Linked DNA regions of Homo sapiens: region 1 is linked to region 2. A link is an interaction called in ENCODE POLR2A ChIA-PET data of the cell type or tissue named here. Cell type or tissue: endothelial cell of umbilical vein. All regions are shown on one strand. Links, peaks and the distances in the headings refer to the core of each region. The heading gives the core; the rest is flanking DNA. Region 1 holds the start of LOC124902991 (a long non-coding RNA gene). Region 2 holds the start of LOC124902990 (a long non-coding RNA gene).

What was found. ChIA-PET counts read pairs that join two places held together with the same protein. Peaks named below come from ENCODE experiments on the same cell type or tissue, not always from the same donor. Only the 100,000 strongest peaks of a DNase experiment are listed, where the experiment ranks them.
Region 1: POLR2A ChIA-PET joins it to region 2 with 6 read pairs; 6 of 35 experiments call an interaction of 5 or more read pairs at or near these places.

What each region holds. Positions count from the first base shown.
Region 1 is chr12:96,227,544-96,238,481 of GRCh38, reverse strand. The region is part of intron 2 of ELK3 (ETS transcription factor ELK3); the gene reads right to left. LOC124902991 (a long non-coding RNA gene) reads left to right here and starts at 2,886. Exons shown (of 2, transcript XR_007063414.1): 1 at 2,886-3,060; 2 at 4,061-7,198. RefSeq lists enhancers at 1-450, 2,492-3,476. In endothelial cell of umbilical vein, for the core only: no CTCF peak of the experiment used is centred there; a DNase peak (open chromatin) is centred at 4,211; H3K27ac peaks cover 2,000 bases.
Region 2 is chr12:96,051,588-96,062,525 of GRCh38, reverse strand. It overlaps LOC124902990 (a long non-coding RNA gene), which reads right to left and starts at 9,878. Exons shown (of 2, transcript XR_007063413.1): 1 at 9,780-9,878; 2 at 8,973-9,182. It also overlaps the pseudogene YPEL5P3. In endothelial cell of umbilical vein, for the core only: no CTCF peak of the experiment used is centred there; no DNase peak of the experiment used is centred there; H3K27ac peaks cover 495 bases.

The DNA of each region.
Region 1 (10,938 bases), core at 2,027-7,026, 180 kb before region 2:
AGCAGCTCACACAAGGGCACAGGCCAGGAGCCTTGACGGGCCAGAAGTCATGTGGACCCAGTGCTGGGGTGAACAGATCTGGGTTTGAATTCCAGCCTCTCTGCTTACTATGACCTTGGGAAAGTTACTGAACATCTACACGGGGCTCAGTTTGCTCACCCCTAAAATGGGAATAAAAATACCCCATAGGCTAATTTTTTCTAAAGACTCAACGCAGTCAGTGCCTCACTCACACAGGTCCTTACAACATGACCCTCACCCAGTGAATCTTGCTTAGCATGCAATAATCTAATCGTACACACTGCTCATTATATCACACTTTTCATTTTATTCTGCCTTCCAGGAAAATTTCTTGGGTGGGCACCTTACTTTACAGTTTACAGAAGGCTCACACAAAATCTCATGTTAGCCTCACAACGCTTTGATACCCACTTCACAGATGTGAGACCCGAGGCTCCCAGCTGAGTTCACAACACCCACAAGTAGCAGAGGAGTATCTCCAGGCCGCGGCTTCCTGGCCAACACATTTTCTTCAACTCCTGCTTTTGGGTTCCCTTCCAGACCACAGTCTGACTCACTCCTTCCTGACATGAAACCCGAAGTGTCCTTTCTCCAAAGTTAGAACAAGTAGTTACTGTATCTCTCCGACAAGCAAACATTCTTTCAGCAAACATTGTTTTTGTTTTTTAGAGATGGGGTCTTGCTGGCATTGCCCAGGCTGGAATGCAGTGGCTATTCACAGGCACGACTGTTACACACGGCAGCCTGGAGCTCCTGGGCTCAAGCGGTCCTCTTGCCTCAGCCTCCCAAGTAGCTGGGACTATAGGTTCAAGCCACCACACCTGGCTTTCAGTGAACACTGAATACACACTCTCCTATGGGTGGCCCCATGCCAGGCTCTGAGGAATGGAGAAGGAGTGAAGCCAGCTTCTGTCCTTGAAGTGCCCCTCAGTGGCTTGGATGCAGTGTGACATCCCCTGCCTCTGCTCTGTCTCTGCCATTGAAGCAGAGGGGACAGTGAGCAGTCAGCTGGCCATAAGAGACTCTGCTACAAATGTCTGGGGGGCAGGCTCACCTCACACCCACCCCCACTAAAGAGCATCTTATGATCCTGGACTCACGGGCTCAAACGATCCTCTCACCTCGGCCTCCCAAAGTAGTGGGATGACAAGCGTGAGCCGCCACACCCAGCTATTTAAGAGCATCTTATGAAAGGGCTCCTCTGACCCATAAACCTGAGCTGCTTCTCACCAAGGCAATCTTCCCCCACCCACCGCTGCAGTGAGTTTAATGTCCCTGCCAAATTCATGTCCACCAAGGACCTTAGAATGTGATCTGATTTGGAAGCAGGGTTCTTACAGATGTAATTGGTTAAAGATGTCGAGACAGAATCATCCTGGATTTGAGGTAGGCACTGAAATCAATGGCTTCTGTCCTCATGAAGACACAGAAAGACACACACAGGGAAGGTGGTCATGGGACGTGGAGGCAGAGACTGGAGTGAGGCAGCTGCAAGTCAAGGAACACCAAGGGTGGCTGGAGCCCACAAGAAGCCAGAAGAGGAAGGGGGGATTTTTCCCTAGGGCCTTCAGAGGGAGCGGGGCCCTGCAGATACCTGGATTACACACTTCTGTCTTCCAAAACCTTCAGAGAATACATTTCTATTGTTTTGAGCCACCAAGTTTGGGGTCATTTGTTACAGCAGCCCTGGGAAACTAATACACCCCTTTCTTAAAATTGTCTCTGTTCAGCGAGGCAGAGGAGGCACAGCCTGGGGCCGCCACTGGGGTGCAACTAGCCCTTCCCACTGCGATGGTACAGGCACCGGGTAAGGTGGAGCCTAGGCTGTCCCTTGTGCAAAGCCGAACTTTGGAGTGTGCACACACACACACGTACACACCCACTCACACCCATTCCAGACTTCTAAGAATGACGTGCTGCCAACAAAGGCTGGAACTCTGTCTCTGAACAGGCCAACTCTGTCGGCTCCCGGGAGAGGTTTTCTTGTGGTTTGGGTTGAGGTTTCTTTGCTTTCTGGCACCGGTAAACTGCAGCGTGAACTATCTCACCAAATTTGGCCAGCCTGAAGTTGAGGCGCTCTTCATCCCTGCTGCCTGAGTACACGTGGCACCCTGAGGGTGCTAGTGAGAAGTGCTGGCTTGCTGGCCTGGCAGGACACCCCAACCCGGGAGGATTCGACTGGACGTTCGCAGCATTTTTCTCCCTGCCTTCTTGGCTGGGCGCTGCTGCTGGCTGGACCTGGAGTCCTGTCTCCCTCCTGGCTCTCCTTAAACACTCAAGGGTACTTTTATTCAAAGGCCTTTTAAGTGTTAATAACATAGAACATAAAGCTGCTCAGGCGGGGTGGTGGCTTACACCTGTAATCCCAGCAGTTTGGGAGGCCAAGGCAGGTGGTTCAACTGAGGTCAGAAGTTCGAGACCAGCCTGGCCAACATGGTGAAACCCCATCTCTACTAAAAATACAAAAATTAGCCGGGTATGGTGGCACACCTATAGTCCCAGCTACTCAGGAGGCTAAGGCAGGAGAATCGCTCGAACCCAGGAGGTAGAGGTTGCAGTGAACTAAAATCTCACCACTGCATCAGCCTGGGTGACAGAGCAAGACTCCATCTAAAAATAATTAATAATAAATAAATAAAAATAAATAAAACTGCTCCCCAGTGCAAGTCTTTCCCTTTCCCCTGCTGGGTGGGGGAGCTGCTAACACTGACCTTGACCTTCCTGTGTTGAGCGGCCACCTCCAGCGCTGGCAGATGGCATGGCCGGGCAGTGTGTGTCATTAGCCACAGGTGGTCTGGGAGTGTCTTCTCATCCTGGCTTTGTCACCAGTTGACTTGGAAACTCCCCTCCCCTCGAAGATCCTCACTTGCTAAAGGAGGGGTAGGTAGGGCAAGACGCTTTCTTGGATCCTCTCTTGAGTGACTTTCCAAGGTGACAGACTCCCTTCTGTGCCATGGAGAAGGATGCTTGTTTCCTACTCATTCCTACTACACTTGATTGGTGCTGCCACGCCCTCGGCTCTGCAGGATGCAGGAAATGGTAAGAAAACCCAGCATGCGGCCCCGTAAGGGAGACGCAATGACAGCAGGAGAAACCAAGTCCCTCTGGGAGGGGCCATGGAACAGACACGGCCATCACCAAGTGAGGCGCCAGCTGGAGGAGGCAGAGAGAGGAGTCTGAAGGGTGGCCAGGAGTGAGCCAGGCAAGAAGGGCAGGGGGAAGGAGGGGGCCTGAGAAGATGCTGGGGTGGGGGGCGGCTGTGGGGGTGCAGGGAAGGCAGTTGGGTTGGGGTGAGATGGTGAAGGGAGTTTGGACTCCTTCCTGGAGGCCGCCGAGAGCTGGGAGGCGCACACGCAGAGGAGTGCCACGCTCCAGTACTTTCCATAGGAAGCGTCTTCTGGAAGCGTGGGGTATTCCGGGGCCACTCAAACTCACATTTTCAGCTGACTCAGATAATCTTGCCAGCAGTTTTTCCACTGTCATTTCAATTAAAAAATACCGGGGGCCTGTCTCTCCTCCCTGGCTGCCCTTGGGGTAATCATCAGCAGTACTGGGCATACAGGACTCAAGTCTGGGCCCAGGGCTCTGGAGCTGTGTCGCCCTCCAGCTTTGGAAGCCCAGGCATGGGCCTTGGGGGTCAACACTCTTAGTCTGAAAGCTCTGCCACCGCCCTGCTGCTGCATCTTGAGTCCGTGACTTACACCTCTTGGAGACTCAGCATCCCCACCTCTACAATGGGCTCAATATCGACCACCAGCACTGGTGCATCACAAATTGGAAAATAAGCTAATAGATGTAAAAATACCTAGCACAGTGCCTGGCTTAAAACAAAATGCTGCACACACGTAAGCATCTCTTTTTTATGTTACAAATTTGGGGTAGGAACTGAGAAGAGCCGTGGAGGAGCACAGGCAGGGGTGGGGGAGAGGCCGTGCAGAGGAGCAGCTGAGGCGTGGGTGGACGGCGGGTGGTGGGTGCTATGCTGTGAATGTTGGAGTTTTTGTGAGTTTGTCTACACAACCACTAAATTTTCCTGCAGCTCAAATCCCAGAAGCAGGAACGCTCATGCTGGCAAACGCAGACTCGGTGTGGGCTTGGGCAACAGCCTGACGTAAGTGGATCTGGCAAGGCCGCAAGAGCTTTGGCAGCCGAGCCCCTGGCGCAGAAGCATCCTCATCAACACAGTGTTGACGGCGCTCCCGGGCCTCTGGCTCATCCCTGTTTCTTAGCAACTGCCCTATTTTGGGGGAACACTGAGTGCCACAGGGAAGCTGGCCTGGAAGCACGTGCAAGACAGGCAGCACCTTCAGTCAACACGCAGCCCCCTGCTCCCAGCAGCCTGGTCCCCTGATACCAGCTGCCATCTCCCGGCACAATGTGACCAGATTGGAAGACCTCCATGAGGCGGTTCAGCCACTCCACAGGTCTCTAAGCAGCTTCCAGGACCCAAGCTTGTGAGAGAGGCCCTGGTCATCCCCTGCGCCCCCAGGCAATAGCCCATTGCCATCTGTTATGCTTCCAACCATCTGAATAGCTGCTATGGTAGGAAAGAAAGACACTTAACAAAACACACCAGGCCCTCAACACTCACACCCAGGGCCGGGCACAGAGGGCCCCCTCGATCGATAAAACACCCCAAAGGGAGTCCAGGTCTTCCCTAACATTCCATGACCAACAGAGGTGTTCTAGAAAGTTCTGGGATATGAATGCCTGCTGGATGTTTGTTCCTTCTCCACTTTGACAACATCATTTTATCTTTGCAAAATTTATTTTGGAGGAATTAAAGAATTCCACCAGGGCCAGGTTTCTTGGGAGAGGCAGTTGATCTCAGATATGTATTATTAATACTAACATTTTCTTGTCGTGATTGCACGCCCAATTTAAAATGAATTATCCAATTAAGTTAAGAAGGTGATGCGTTCTAATTCCAGGAATAGGTTGCCAATGACTTTGTCTTGACTGTTCTCCCCGAAATCCCTTCCAATTAAGTAAAGATTGTTCAGTACATCGTGAGGCTAAGCCAAGAGGTTGCTGTGGAGACGGGAGGATTTTTCATCCTATCACCATTTTCCTCTCTTGATGAGAAGGGAGCCAGCAGAGCTTTCAGCCTCCCCCGGGGTTGAATGTTCAGTGCCAGCAAGGACAAAAGGTCTGCTGGACAGAAGAGGATGAGGGGTTGTGAAAGCTTCCAGGTCTCCTTCTGCAACAACAGAGAGAACCCGTGTCTTCAGCTTCTCGTGAGCAAAAGACAGTTGCCCACATTATGGGGATACCAGAGCCCATCCTTTTTCCCTCTCCACCTCATGCTGAAGGTGTGATAGGGCCAACTCGGCCAGCAGAGAGAAATAGATTCATGGTACCTGGCCAGAAAGATCAAGGCTGTATGGTTGGGTGTAAAATGATCCATGCCAAGAACAGTAAGAGGAGACACAGATTTTTATTTCTAAAATGGAAATCTGCTCATAGCACTCTCTTGCTTTTTTAAGAGACAGAGTTTTGCTCTTTCACTCTGTTGCCGAGGCTGGAGTGCAGTCATATAGTAAGAGCTCACTGCAGCCTCTACTTCCTGGGCTCAAGTGATCCTCCTGCCTCAGCCTCCCCAGTAAGTAGGACTACAGGTGCGCACAACCATGCCCAGCTAATTTTTTGTCATTTTTGCTCATCTGTTATTATTAGTTTTTTGGTTCTTGGGGGCTTTTTTTTGTTTGTTTTTGTAGAAACAAGGCCTCACTATATTGCCCAGGCTGGTCTCAAAACTCCTGGGCTCAAGCAATCTTCTCATCTTGGCCTCCCAAAGTACTGGGATTACAGGTGTGAGCATTCCCCGCCCCCTCCCCCATCTCCTGTTTTTAACTTTTTTTTTAATGTATTTTTATTTATTTTTTTTTTTGAGATGGAGCCTTGCTCAGTTGCCCAGGCTGCAGTGCAGTGATGTGATCTCGGCCCACTGCAATCTCCACCTCCCAGGTTCAAGCAATTCTCCTGCCTCAGCCTCCCGAGTAGCTGGGATTTATAGGCGCACACCACCATGCCCAGCTAATTTTTGTATTTTTAGTAGAGACGGGGTTTTCACCATGTTGGCCGGAATGGTCTCGATCTCCTGACCTCAGGATCCACCCGCCTCGGCCTCCCAAAGTGCTGGGATTGCAGGCGTGAGCCACCGCACCCAGCCAGCTTTTAACTTTTCATTGGCTCTCACCACAGAGTTCCAACCCTTTAGCATGATATACTCCACACTCCATTCCCCACTCACTTTTCCAACCACATCTTGCCCTCACTCCCAAGATACTCTGTGCTTGAAAGGTCAAACTCATCCACACGTCCCTGCCTTTACTCACACTGTTCCCTTCTTGGTATATCCCTTCTAACTTTTTTCAGCCGGGTAAACTCATTCTCATTCCTTAAGATCCAGATCAAGTGTCTTGACCTCCGGAGGCCTTCCCTCTGCCTCTACATCCCTCCCTGCTCTCCCAGAAGACCCCAGCATTGGCCATGCCAGCACTTTACACGGGGTTCTCTACTAAAATTGGTTTCATGTCTGTCTCCCCAACCAGCTGCTGAGCCCCTCAGGAGGAAGGAGGTATGTTTCCAAAGGGATGGCTGGATGGCTGAGGAAAAGGCAGAGGTGAAAGAAGAGGCCGTGTCAACTGGAGGTGGATGTATAATTAAAAACCCTAGGCCAGGTGCTGTGGCTCATGCCTGCAATCCCAGCGCTTTGGGAGGCCGAGGCGAGCAGATCACCTGAGGTCAGGAGTTCGAGACTAGTCTGGTGAAATCCCATCTCTACTAAAAATACAAAACCTAGCTGGGAATGGTGGGACGCACCTGTAATCCCAGCTACTCGGGAGGCTGAGGCAGGAGAATCACTTGAACCTGGGAGGCAGAGGTTGCAGTGAGCTGAGATCGCGCCACTGCACTCCAGTCTGGCCAACAGGAGTGAAACTGTGTCTCCAAAAAAAAGCCTTATTCAAGAAGTGGTGAATGCTGTGAATCCCAGCAGGAATTCCTGCCCCTCAGGCTTGACCCATAAGGTGCCTGGCAGTTGTCAGGGCCAGTGACAGAAATGCTCTGGGCATGGGCCCCGCTCTTCTCTACTCTAAGATGAAGGGTCCATCTGTCTGATGTTAAGGAGTGAAAGACTTGTTAGCTTGTTAATAAATAAAATCTCTGAAAAAGATCCTTACTGTTACATCAGGTTATAAAACTACCTTCTGGAAGACTCAGTTTAAACCTAAGGAAAAAAAAACTTATCCAAAAATTCACACCATCAGAACTACAGTAACAAACCTATCTCCTAGGGCTTAAAACAAGACCAAGGGAAAAAGCTGTTTGACAGAGAGGAAGTGTAAAATGCCCAGGCCTCAGTTAAATGTCCTGTTTAGGCCTCTACGGACTCTGGTTTCTGCCCCTCACGGGCTCAGCCACAGGCACCTCCCATGACCTGTGTGTTTCTCAAATCAACAGGGGCCTTTCATCCATACCCGGGTTGCAAAACATGCCGCTCCCTGGATGGGGCATCACTCCTTTCTTGGAATTATAATTGGGTTTGCCCCGCAGCCTCTACAAAAGCTTAACTGGGGAAAGCAGTTCCCTGGTGGAGCTCGGATGCGGAACCCTGGCCCTCCAGACTTTCCCCACACCTGCGTCACGTGCACTCCGCACAACTGTAGATGCAGGAAGGAGCCTCTGAGCACAGTGATCAGAGCCTCCGATCCCAGCACTGCCAATCCGGGATTGGCGCCCCCAGGGTCGCCTTTTCTTCCCATTTAAGTCATCTATTAAAATCATGTGCACTTCGAGACCAGGGAGCTGCTCAATTCCCAGCAACTCTGAATCCCTCCAAGGCAGGACTCCTCTTGGGTGGACCTGTCTCCACCCTGGGGACTTGGCTCAGCGATGTGTCTTTGATTCTAGTGTCACACCTGTCACGGAGTCTAGTGTTTATACCTGCTGCAGAATCTAGGTGCTGTGCCTGTCATGGGGAGCAGTTTCCTTTTAGGATTTGCTGAATCGAACCATCACTTATAGAGGGAAACCAACACTCTCCTTTTAAGTATAATTTTAAAAATCTAAACAAAAAGCCCAGCAGTGTCTGAAATACAGTCATGCATCACTTAACGATGAGGCTACGTTCTGAGAAATGTGTCGCTGGGGAATTTCGTTGTTGTGCGAGCATCATAGCATGTACTTGCACAAACCTGGAGGGTCTAGCCTATCACACACCAAGGCTATGCTATATGCTCTCAGGCTACAAACCTGTACAGCACGTTACTGTACTGAATACTGTATGTAGGCAACTGCAATATAATAGTAAGTATGTATGTATCTCAACGTATCTAAACGTACAAAAGGTACAGTAAAAATATGGAATTATAGTCTTATGGGACCGCTGTTATATACGTGGCCCACTGTGGACCAGAACATTATGTGGTACATGACTGTATATGGAGGTGTTACAGAGTGAATTTTGTCCTTCCCCAAACTATGCTGATGTCCTAATCCCCAATACCTGTGACTAGGACCTTATTTAGAAAGGGGTCTTTACAGACGTAACCAAGTTAAGATGAGGTCATAATGCATTAAGGTGGGCCCTAATCCAATGACCGGTATCCTCATAAGAAGAGGAAAATCGGCCAGGCACGGTGGCTCACACCTGTAATCCCAGCACTTTGGGAGGATGAGGCAGGCAGATCACAAGGTCAGGAGTTCAAAACCAGCCTGGCCAACATATTGAAACCCCATCTCTACTAAAAACACAAAAATTCGCCAGGTGTGGTGGCACATGCCTGTAGTCCCAGCTACTCAGGAGGCTGAGGCAGGAGACTCCCTTGAATCTGGGAGGCAGAGTTTGCAGTGAGCTGAGACCATGCCATTGCACTCCAGCCTGGGCGACAGAGCAAGACTCTGTCTCAAAAAAAAAAAAAAAAAAAAAAAAAAGGAAAATCTGGACACACAGAATGGGGAGAACGTCATGTGATGATGGGGGCAGCGATCCGAGTGAGGCTGCTGCAAGCCAAGGCACGCCAGGGACTGCTGGCAAGCCCGGGGCTGGGGAGAGGCCAAGAAAGAGTCCACCTGAGTCAGAGGGAGCACAGCTCTGCTGACACCCTGGCTCTGGACATCTGGCCTCCAGAACTGTGAGACAACACATTTCTGTTGTTTTAAGCCACCTACAGTTTGTGGTCATCTGACCTGGCAGCCCTAGGAAACTACGGGACAATAAACAAAAAGCAGTGACTACTTTTATTTTTTAGTTTATCACTCATTAATATCAACTTTCATGACATAAATGGTGTGCACTTGAGTAGTGGACACATCAGTGTTTTATCCATTTGTTCACTCGTCTAGCATTTACTAAGCAACTAATACATGCCAGACCCTGTCCGAGGTACCAGAGCGACAAAAGTGGTGCATCCAGAAGGCCACGATGAAGTCAGCTATATACAGACAGCTACGACATAATACAGTCAGTTTTATAAATACACATAACTGGAATGAGGAGCCTTCACTGAGTAGGTGCCTGACACTGTGCTAAGCACCTTATCCGCGTCATCTTATCTTCTCTTTCCATCCTCACACAGTCCGACAAGGAAGGGTGCTGTTCCCATCACCACTTTCCAATGGGTGAACTGAGACGCTGAGGTTGAGGGACAGCTGGACTCTTAACCTCGAGGGCTCTGGATACAAAGCTCCCACCAGTCACTAAGACAGTCCAGAAGGTGGAGACTGGCTCCAACTGCAGGTGCTCAGAGAAGTGCCAGAGCTTTGATTCAGAGCGGTGAGGGAGAGTCATTTAAATAAGAAAGCATCTTCACAGCTGAATTTTCAGAACAGATTAAATATATGAAAATAAGCAACTGAGGAAAGAAACTGTTGTCATCTGTCTTCAGTCATTAAAAAGCACGACAAAGTGCTCCTGATAGGTCCTAAGTGAAAAGGGCCATAATACTCAGATCCGGCGTTTCCCTATCTCCATGTGCCTGAGCAGCAACGTAGCAACAAAGGTTTTGATCTTCTTTTTTTTTTTTTTTTTTTTTTTTTTTTGACACAGAGTCTCACTCTGTCGCCAGGCTGGAGTGCAGTGGCGCAATCTCGGCTCACTGCAACCTCTGCCTCCCGGGTTCAAGCGATTCTCCTGCCTCAGCCTCTGGAGTAACTGGGACCACAGGTGTGCACCACCACGCCCAGCTAATTTTTGTATTTTTAGTAGAGACGGGGTTTCACCATGTTGGCCAGGCTGGTCTTGATCTCTTGACCTCATGATCCACCCACCTTGGCCTCCCAAAGTGCTGGGATTACAGGCGTGAGCCACCATGCTCGGCCTCTTCTTCTTTTTTTTAATAAATTGTGCTAAATTTTTTAAAAAGAGACAGGGGTCTCACTACGTTGCCCAGGCTGGACTTGAACTCCTGTGCTCAAGTGATCCTCCCAGTTTCTAATTTTCTTCTTTGCACTGTCTGCAATGTTCAAATTAGTGATAGAGAAACTGTCATCTGTATTATTATTCTGACTCATGCTTCATTGTGCCTACCCTGTTTGGGGCCCTGTTCTCAGCCCTGCACACGTGTGAACACAATGAATCCCACCACAGCCCCACAGTGTAGACTCTACTATTATACCCACTTTACAGAAAAGGAAGCTGAGACTCAGAGAGATTAGGCAACACGGCCACAGTCATGGAGCTGGATTCAAACCCAGACGATCTAGGCTGGAGCTCACTCTGTAACTACCTCGTTATTATAATCTGAGAGGGGAGGAAAAGAACACTCTGAGGAGGAGCAATGATCAAAGTGCCTCAGCCCCAACCTGACCGCATGGGCACAGAGATGACCCTCCTCCGGGGCCTTTCTGACCGCATGGGCACAGGGACGACCCTCCTCCGGGGCCTTCCTGACAGCATGGGCACAGGGACGACCC
Region 2 (10,938 bases), core at 2,767-7,766:
TCATTGTGTGAATCTGACATCTCTCCATCTCCCACTCCCTCTCCTTCCTCTCTCTGTGTGGCACAGAGAAGAGGCCCTGTGAGAATAACAGTGGGAAGGTGGACAGCTACAAGCCAGGAAGAGAAGCCTCACCAGAAACCAGCCCGTATGGCACTTTGATCATGGACTTCCAACCTCCAGAACTGTGATGCATTAAATATCTGTTGTTTAAACTACTGAGTCTGTAGTATTTTGCTGTGGCAGCCCAAACTGACTAATATGTATTAAGTGGGAAAGAAAGAAATGGTTCATTACAGCAGAGAGTGAGCAGAGATGGGAGAGAAAGGAAGGGCAAGAGAGAAGAGGAACTTCACTTCAAGGCCTAAATGGGGTTCAGTGCTTTTTTTATTTTTTTTCAATGTGTATCTGGACTTCAGGAGGGAGTTCTCATGAGTCTCGTGTTTGGGTTCTGCCTTGATAGTGAGGCTCTTCTGCCACCTGGTGGCAACATGCTTAACCCAGTCATTCACTCATTCATTCCTTCATTCCAGAGACATCTGTTGCGTGCCTGCCCTGTGCAAGGTATTGTGCCAAGCAAAGGATATAATCCTTAATGTCTACTCTGTGCTGAGCTCTGTCCTATGTGTGTTTTGTTTTGAGACAGAGTTTCGCTCTTGTAACCCAGGCTTAAGTGCAATGGCACGATCTCGGCTCACCGCAACCTCCGCTCCCGGGTTCAAGTGATTCTCCTGCCTCAGTCTCCCGAGTAACTGGGATTACAGGTGTGCGCCATCACGCACAGCTAATTTTTGTATTTTCAGTAGAGATGGGGTTTCTCCATGTTGCCCAGGCTGGTCTTGAACTCCTGACCTCAGGTGATCCACCCGCCTAGGCCTCCTAAAGTGCTGGGATTACAGGCGTGAGCCACCATGCCCAGCCTGTCCTATGTGTTTTACATGGAGAAATGATTCACACTTCACCACAACCCTCTGGGCTAAATACTATTATCTCTGTTTTATAGAGGAGGAAATTGAGACACTAAGAAATTAAATAACCTGCCCAAGAGCCTACAGACAGTGAGAGAGTGAGATCAGGAAGCAAGGAGCCCAGCTCTAGAAGGCTTTACAGACATACTCCCTGCCCTGGAAGACCTTACAGTTTCCTTTTAAAAAGAGGTAAATAACCAGCTTAAAGGATATGTATTTTTAAAAAAATGAATAACGCGAAATGGCAGTGTACCATTTTATTCCGTATTGACAGGGACAGGATGCAGAAAAATTCTGGGCAGAAGAGGGTGGGTCCCCAGCGACGGCCCCGGCCTCAAGGTGAAAAGCGTAATACCGCGGCCCAAAGTGAAAACTTACATCCCTGTTTTCCTGCTGGAATGTTGCCTTTTCCAAAACCACCCACAGCCTGCCCTGCCCCCATCTTGTGTCTATAGTAACCCCAGAACTCAGCCGGCAGAGAGGAGAAGCAGCTTGACTTAAAAGTGTGCAGCACCTCCACCTTAGCTCTCTCTTGCTCTGCCTCCCAAAGTGCTGGGATTACAGGCGTGAGCCACCGCAACCAGCAAGGCTGTTTTCTTATAAGGACACCGGACGGCTTGACGTTGTAGCTTTCGAGAGGAGTCCAGCAGGGACGGCTGGACTTCAGGGGAAGATTACCTTCCTGCTCTGTCCCTTTTTCAGCTCCCCTTTCTGCAGAGAGCCACTTTCACTGGCAATAAAATCCCCCACATATACCACCTCCAATTTGTTGTGTGACCTCATTCCTCCTAGATGTCGAACGAGAACTTGGGTGCGAGTGCAAAAGGCTGTCACACTGACTTTCCACTGAGTTATTAACACTTAAGCTGTCCACAGATGGCAACGCTAAAAGAGCACTGTAACACTCTTTCTGGGGCTTCAGGAGTCATGGGTACCCCACTAGACCGTGCTGCAGGGCCTCATGGAGTTTTGCTCCTGCCAGCGCCCCAAAGCACTCGCCCCAATTCCTGCACCCACTCACCTGCACTCCCCCTCCTGTGAGGGGTCAGGGAAAATTTCCTGCTTCAGTATGAATTCTGGTTTTAATTAACTGTCAAGAATCCTGGGGCCTTCATCCCAGGCGAGGAGATCTGGCAGCCATGGATCTCATCGCCACTCAGAGATTTTAGAACTTCAGCTATAAAAATGGGCAGAATTTTCCTTGATCATATCGGTGGTACCTGTCTGTGTTCCTGTGCAAACTGACATGATCCTGACCAACCGCCCAGAACTCATCTCCACTCAGTTCACAGGCGCCCTGGCCTTTTAACAAGGTCGTTAACCTGCTGTGCAGTGAACTTTAAGATCTGGTCATGCTCACTGGCAGCCACAGGGTTCAAGATGTGAGCTGCAAAAGTTGCAATAGCAAACCGGGGTGGATTTATGAATTTGCCACTGGAGATAGCCATGTTATAAGGAAGGCTGTGTGATCCTGGAAAGTGCTGAAGTTCAAGAGAGTGAAGGCTCTGAGGAGCATGTATCATCTGATAATTCTTGAAGAAAAAGAGATAAATTCATCCTTCCCAGATCCCCCTTACTGAAAACAAACATCAGGTGACATTCACTGTCACCTTAGCATCAGAGTCAGATGTATGACCTGCAGGTTGCGAGAATCTAAGATGGAACCTTTAAAACAAAATTTTGTATTTTCCATCCAACAGCAGTGTATAGAGAGAATATTAGACAGATGGCCATTAATTTTTTCCCCTGTGTTTACATCTTGAGGTAGAAGAGTCTGTCTGCAGCTACATAGTGGGTTATGTAAGAAAAAATATCTGGGCTATTGGCATGAAAAGTGTGTTTTATGTGAATTTTGAAAGGAAAATATGACAAGAGTATGGTTTTAAACTTACTTGGGCTTCATTTTAAACTTAAAAAAAATTCCAGTTATTTCACTTGATTTGCTAACTTCAGAGAATAGATCTGAATCTGTGCTTGGCACTGAAGGCCCAGTGTTAGCATGGCTGTGCTGGCTGGTGTGCCATATTCTTGTTGGAAATGAACTGTAGCACCAGAGCCCATTCTTCCTTGTTGGTCTTGACCCAAAGCTGTCACCATTCCTAGTTATTTGTTGTCACATAATTGGTGATGATTGGAAACTTTTTCTGAAATGGGCAGAACTGCTTAGTTGTCTTTCTTCATGTAACTTAAGCCTAGTAATATAAATAAAGAAATACTTGGAAAAAAAAAAAGAATCTTTCCTTTTGACTAAAAGAGGCCACATTCAACTGGCTCATTGTGCATCCATTAGGTTAGGGCACTGGCCCCAACTGGGAGGATTTTTAAAACACAGGAAGTTGGCCAGTACAGTGGTTTACACCTGTAATCCCAGCACTTTGGGAGGCTGAAGTGGTAGGATCACTTGAGCCCAGGGATTTGAGACCAACCTGGGCAACATAGGGAGACCCTAGGAATTCAAGACCAAAACAGAGCAAGACCCTCATCTCTACAAAACACTAAAGAATTAGCCGAGTGCAGTGGCTTACACATGTAATCCCAGCTATTCTGGAGGCTGAGGTGGGAGGATTGCTTGAGCCCAGGAGTTCAAGGCTACAGGGAGCTATGATCAAGCCACTGCTTGGGTAACAGAGTAAGACCCCCATCTCTTAAAAAAAAAAAAAATGGAAAGCCGGCTGAGCACGGTGGCTCGCATCCATAATCCCAGCACTTTAAGCGGCCGAGGTGGGTGGATCACGTGAGGTCAGGAGTTCGAGACCAGCCTGGCCAACATGGTGAGACCCTGTCTCTACTAAAAATATAAAAATTAGCTGGGCATGGTGGTGGGCACCTGTAATCCCAGTTACTTGAGAGGCTGAGACAGGAGAATCGCTTGAACCCGGGAGACGGAGGTTGCAGTGAGCCGAGATAGTGCCACTGCACTCCAGCCTGAGTGACAAGAGTGAGAGTCCATCTCAAAAAAAAAAAAAAAAAAGCCACATTCCACGAGAGCATTTCTGCAAGAGGGGTGGTAAATACATAGAAGGCAGAGCAGGAGAGGGACGAGAGAGAGAAAGAAACCATCGAGCTACACTATCCCATATGGTAGCAACTGTTTAAATTAATTTTTTTTTTTTTTACAAAGTCAGATTGCAGAAGTGCAACAATCCCAGAGCAAAGCAAATGGTCCCTCTTCTCCTGACCTGTCTCAGGGATAAGCTGAGAGTGGCGATGTTGAGCTTAATTAGGACTTAGCTATTTTTCTATGTGAGGTGATAGGATTTTAAGAGTGACCTTATTCCTCCCTTCCACTGAGTCCTGCAGCTGGTTTTTGGGTGCTGCTACTCACACCTTACAAGTGTCCTCTTGCCTGGTGGTTACAGAAAGGAAGGACAACTTCACCTTCCAGTCTCCATTTCAATTGGGACCGTTGCTGGCAGTTTATGCTCCATTAAGTTGCCCAGGAGCAGCATTTACTGCACACTGAGTTATGTGGGTCTCTGAAATTCTACCCCTATTCTTATGAAGACCTGAAAGTATTGTTTAATAAAAGCTCTTTCTTATAATAATCATGCTTATTTGCTTATATGTGAGTCTCTGATTCTCTATCATTAATTTTTTCACTTGTGATAAACTAACAGAGACGGGTGATTTAGACAGGCAATAATCAGCCAGTACAATAAACTTTTAATTTAGGCTGGCTGCTAAAGAGACACCAAAAGAAACAAATACGCAGAACAGGGTAGCACTCAGGCTTTAATCTAACTATTGCTCCACCCCACTCTGTATCACTGCCTTGTTAAATCTTTCTTTGGTATTTGTCCCTTCCCTTTCAATCCTACTCTTCAACTTGGTTGAGTCCCTTGATCACATCTCACACTAAGTCCATTAGCCTTCCTAAAATGTCCCTCCTCTAAGGTCAGTCTCCTTCAAAACACCCTTCAGCTGAATTCATTTGACAAATATTGAGCATCTACTGCCCTCAAAGAATTATGGTTAGTAGGGAGACACCTTGGTAAAATGAAATACATATAGATATATAGACACAGATATACAGTGAAATGTATTTATTGGTTAATGTTCCTTTGGTTGCAAATGATAGATAAATCAAGCAGGCTTAAGCTCAAAAAGGGAATTTGTTAATGCACAAAATCCAAGAATATATCTTGAATTTAAGTGAGGCATCATTCAGAGGATCAAATAATGTCACCAGCAGACTCTTTCCCATTCTCTCTCATTCTTTTCACTCTCTTTATTTTTGCTTCATGCTCAGGCAGTATGTGAAGTCTGCTAGCAGCTCCAGACTTGCAACAAAAACTTGTGTGTTTCTTCCCAGCCGCTCATGCTCAGTCCCAGGATTCACTCTAGTTCGATGAACCTGGGTCTCATGATCACCTCTGAACTGTAGCTCCTTAGTGCTCTGATTGGCTAGACTTAAATCACATGGGCTACACCCAAAGTACGGGGTGGGGGTGGGGTGGGTTCCTGAACGCTTGTCAGAGAAGGCGGAATAGAAGCTAGTGTTAAAAGAAACAGTTTAGACAAATTAAATTTAACAGAGTTTATTTGGGCAAAGAATGATTCATGAATCAGGCAGCACTCAGAACCAGAAGAGGTTCAGAAAACTCCACTTGGCAGTGTGAGCAATGAGCTTTTCTAGGGTGAACACAAAAGCAATGTAGAGAAACCACTTGATCGGCAACAGCTAGGCATCTGCCTTATTGGGCGTGGTCTCATCAATTGGATGCTTATTATTGGCTGAAGCTTCTCTGTGATTGGCTGAAACCAGGCTATATGTTACAAAAATATACTCCTAAATTAGGTTTCAGTTTGTTTACATACTATTAGGTTGCTGTTTGTTCCACAGAAACTCAAAATATGGAGAGGGCCTCTGGCCAATGGCCTCGTGCTTATTTAATTTAACACTAGGTAGATAAAAAACAACAAATATTTCTATAGTATGGGTAAGATATATTGAGAACACAATAAACAGGTGCCTAAATCTGCATGTGAGTCACAGAAGACATCACAGCAGAGGGTAAATCCGAGTTGATGCTTGAAAAAGGAGCAGGAGTTTGCTGACAGGCAGGGAAAGCCAGGAGGATTGGGAGGGAAGGGGTCCCAGTGGCAAGAATGGCCTATGCAGAGTCACAAAAGAAAATAAACTATGTGTCCATCAGACATGGCTTGGGTGTGTGTTCCCATCAAATCCATGTGGAATTGTAGTCCCCAGTGTTGGAGGTGGGGCCTGGCGGGGAGGTGATTGGATCATGGGGGCGGATTTCTCATGAATGGTTTCGCATCATCGCCTTGGTGCTGTTCCTTTGGTGCTGTTCCCGTGATAGTGAGTGAGTGCTTGTGAGATTAGGTTTTTTAAAAGTGTACATCACCTCCTCTCTAGCTCTCTCTTGCTCTTGCTCCCACTATGTGAGACACCTCGCACCCCCTTTGCCTTCCGCCGTGATTGGAAGCTTCCTGAGGCCTCCCCAGAAGCAGAAGCCACCAGGATTCCTGTGAAGCCTGCAGAACCATGAGCCAATTAAACCTCCTTTCTTTTCTTTTCTTTTCTTTCTTTTTTTTTTTTTTGAGACGGATTTCCGCTCTTTCGCCCAGGCCGGACTGCAGTGGTGCAATCTTGGCTCACTGCAAGCTCCGCCTCCCGGGTTCATGCCATTTTCCTGCCTCAGCCTCCGGAGTAGCTGGGACTACACGCAACCGCCACCACACCCGGGTAATTTTTTGTATTTTTTTTTAGTAGAGACGGGGTTTCACCATTTTAGCCAGGATGGTCTCCATCTCCTGACCTCGTGATCCACCCGCCTCGGCCTCCCAAAGTGCTGGAATTACAGGCATGAGCCACCGCGCCTGGCCAATCTCCTTTCTTTGTAAATTACCCACTCTCAGGGTTTTTTTTTTTTTTTTTTTTTTTTTTGAGATAGAGTCTTGCTCTGTCACCCAGACTGGAGTACAGTGGTGCGATCTCGGCTCACTGCAACCTCCGCCTCCTGGGTTCAAGTGATTCTTCTGCCTCAGCCTCCCGAGTAGCTGGGATTACAGGCGCCTGCCACCACACCCAGCTAATTTTTGTATTTTTAGTAGAGATGGGGTTTCACCATAAGCCAGGCTGGTCTTGAACTCCTGACCTCGTGATCCACACGCCTCGGCCTCCCAAAGTCCTGGGATTACAGGTATGAGTCACCGTGCCTGGCTTCTTCTTCTTTTTTTTTTTTTTTGAGATGGAGTCTTGCTCTGTCACCCAGGCTGGAGTGCAGTGGCGCAATCTCGGCTCACTGCCACCTCTGCCTCCCGGGTTCAAGCAATTCTCTGCCTCAGCCTCCCAAGTAGGTAGGATTACAGATGCCTGCCACTACACCTGGCTAATTTTTGTATTTTTAGTAGAGACGGGTTTCACCATCTTGGCCAGGCTGGCCTTGAATTCCTGACCTCATGATCCACCCGCCTCGGCCTCCCAAAGTGTTGGGATTACAGGCGTGAGCCACCGCGCCCAGCAGATATTTCTTTATAGCAGTGCGAGAACGGACTAACTCACCATCTTTTTGCACAAGGCAGAGAGCCAGATTAAAAAGGCAGGTTGTGGAGCCTGATTGCTTGGTTTGAATTCCGGTTGAATCTTGGCTGCTTACTTAATTGCACCATGCTTCAGTTCACCATCTGTAAAATGGGAATAGTAATAGTACCTACCTCTCAGGCTGTTGCCAGGATTAATTGAAATGTGTTAATACATTTAAAGTGCGTAGAAGAGGGCCTGGGATATAGGAAGTGCTAAAAACAATTGCTAAATAAATCCAATGAAGTAAAATAAAATTGGTGTGATTATTAATTCATGCTGTGCTACAACCTACTTTAAAATAATGGCCTACAATTACTTGGTTCAATGCACTATAAATTTGGTTTAAAAGATCACAACAAAAGAACAACATGACTTTCTCATGATCATTTATATAGGTAACATACAATCCAGTTCCTTCTCATATATAAATTTCCCTGTTTGTAGTCATAGTGTTGTTACACTGTTATCCCACAGTTCCACATTTTATAGGAAATGTAGTTTCTCCTTCCGGCTTTTGTTGCCTAAGGTCTAATCTTGCAGACTTATTATAGCAAAATGTTGCTCAATTTAGCCCACCCAGTCTCATGAGACAACAGGCTGACCCAAACAACCCCAAAGGAGAGAAACTGAACAGAACGCGCATACAACCCACACTGCCTTGTGTTCATTTTGTAAACGTCAAGCTCTGAAATTGGGTCAATGGTCTTGTTATCCCTTGTCTGTGAGTTACATTTTCTGAATTGTGTATGTGTTAGGAACTTTGGTTAGATATTCTCTGTATATTTTATTCTTTGGAAATCTTCCAACCTCCACCCTTAAGTAACAATGACTTTTGAAATGGTCTAAGAAAAAGGAAAAATCTCATTTGCAATGTTTTGCGCGGTGAGGGGAAGAGAGGAAGTTAGAAAAAAAGGCCTGTGGTGAGGCCAGGGTATAGGGCAGTGTTCTAAAAGGATGTGTTCTGGGGTCTCATTGTCTGGGTTTGAACCCCAGACCTGCCTGTTCCAAGTTGAGTTGACTTGAGCAATTATTTATTGGAGCTTCTGTTTCTCCTCTGTGAAACAGAGATAATGCCTCACAGTGGCAGCCAGCTTCCAAGGAGTCTCCCAGTGATCACCCCTCCTGGTACTCATGGCTTTGTGGTGTGCCCTCCTATTGTATTGGGGTTGCTCTGTGTGACCACTGGAATATAACAAAAATAGTTGTATATTGTTTTCACGGCTCAATTGTGTTAGCAGAAGGCAGCTTCCCCATGGCTGCCATTTCCTCCACTTTTAGAGAATGGGAAACTTCAGTGATTCCCTGCCCTGATCACCAGGCCAGGGTAGACTAGACGGCCCCAGTGCACACAGACATCTTGTGTAAAATGTGAGGCATTCATTCTTCAGAAAAACACGTGGGGGTTCAATAAGTGTGTCTTAGTCCATTCAGGCTGCTATAACAAAATACCATAGACTGGGTAGCTTATGCACAACAGAAATTTATTTCTCACAATTTTGGAGGCTGAGAAGTCCTTGATAAAGATGCCAGCAGATGTGATGTCTGGTGAGGGCCCATTTTCTGGTTCATAGATGGTGCCTTCTTCCTGTGTCTTCACATGGTGGAAGGGCATACAAGCTCTCTGAAGTCCCTTTTGTAAGAGCACAAATTCCATTCACCAAAGGCCCCATCTGCCAATACCATCAACTTGGGGGTTAGGATTTCAACATATAAATTTTGGGGGTGACACAAACATTTAGACCATAACAAAAGATGAGTTTTTTTCTGAATTTGCTTTTTGTTCCTAACTTTGCTTATAACTGTCAACCTCATAAGAAGTATTTTCCCTCTCAAATACCCATCCAAACTTTACACATTCATTCATTAGAGGTTTCCAAAGTAGTATGGACATAGGCGTATGGACATAGGCACATGGCAATTATTTGGATGCAGGCAGAAACTATTAAATCTTTAAGATTATTTATGTAACTGGCTTCACAAACATAATTTGTAACATACAATTATAAACAACTATATTTTATTCTTCTACTGTCCCTTTAATTTTTCTCAGTGAACTGGTATTTCCTCTGCCTCTGGATAAACCTTGTGCAGGCTCGTGATTTTTCTGGATCCTCAGATAATTACAAGTTCTATGATCATGTTTCATATATTGCAGCCTTAATTTAGAAGTTAGAATGTAAGCATAAGTGAGTGCCTGGGTCAGCTAAGGCTGCCAAAACAAAATATTATAGACTGGGTGGCTTAAACAACAGATATTCATTTCTTACAATTCTGGAGGCTGACAAGTTCAAGTTCAGACTGTGAGCAGATTCAGTGTTTGCCATGGCCCCTTTTCCTGGCTTGCAGATGGCCACCTTCTTGCTGTATCTTCACATGGCAGAGAGAGGAAGCTCTAGTCTCTCTTCTTCTTATAAGGGCACTGATTCCATCACAAGGGATCTACCCTCATGACCTCATCCAAACCTAATTACCTCCCAAAGACCTCACCTCGTAATACCCTCACATTGGGGGTTAGGGCTTCAATATATGAATTTGGGGGAGACTTAAACGTTTAGTTCATAATATTCTGCCCTTTGTCCCTCTCAAAATTCACATCCTCCTTGCATTTAAAATACATTCATTCCATCTTAACAGTCTCAAAAGTCAACTCATTCCAGCATCAACTCTAAAGTTTAAAGTCTCATCTAAATATCATGTAAATCCAATATGAGTGAGACTCAAAATTCACCCTAAGGCAAAATTCCTTTCCAACTGTGAATCTGTGAAACCAGACAAGTTATGTGCTTCCGAAATACAATGATGGAACAGGCTCAGGATAGATATTCCTATTCCAAAAGGGAGAAATTGAAAGGTAGAAAGGGGTGACAAGTACCAAGAAATCCAAAATCTAGAAGTCAAACTTCATTAGGCTTTAAAACTGAAATACAATCCTCTTTGGCTCAAAGAATGCTCTGCCCTGTAGGCCCACTGGGGTGGTGGTCCTCCCTTCCAGAACCACTGGAAGGTATCACCCCCATCTTTCAGTGGGGTGTCCCTGCTTCTTCAGCTCAGTGTAGCACTGCCCACATGGCTGTCTGTGAGGGCCACACCCACATGAGTGCTGAGTAGCAGTCCCACTCTTTGAAACCAAGATGGAGGTAGCCTTGTTCCCAGGGGCCTTTCCACTCTGGGCCTGTGGTGGGAGTAGCAGCCCTGATGATGTCTGAATTGCCTTTGGGATCCTTCCTCTCTTTTCCTGAAGGGGATTGCATATTCACAGCCTTACTTCATTCCATCTTGTTTTCTCTTTTCCTTTTAGTCCCAACTGGCAGGGGACTAAAGCATTATTTCTCCTGGAATAATCCCAACTCTATTTCTGGCTTCTGTTGAGATGGCTGATTAGGTCCATGGTTGATACTCACACTACTCTCCTTATCAAATGGGTGA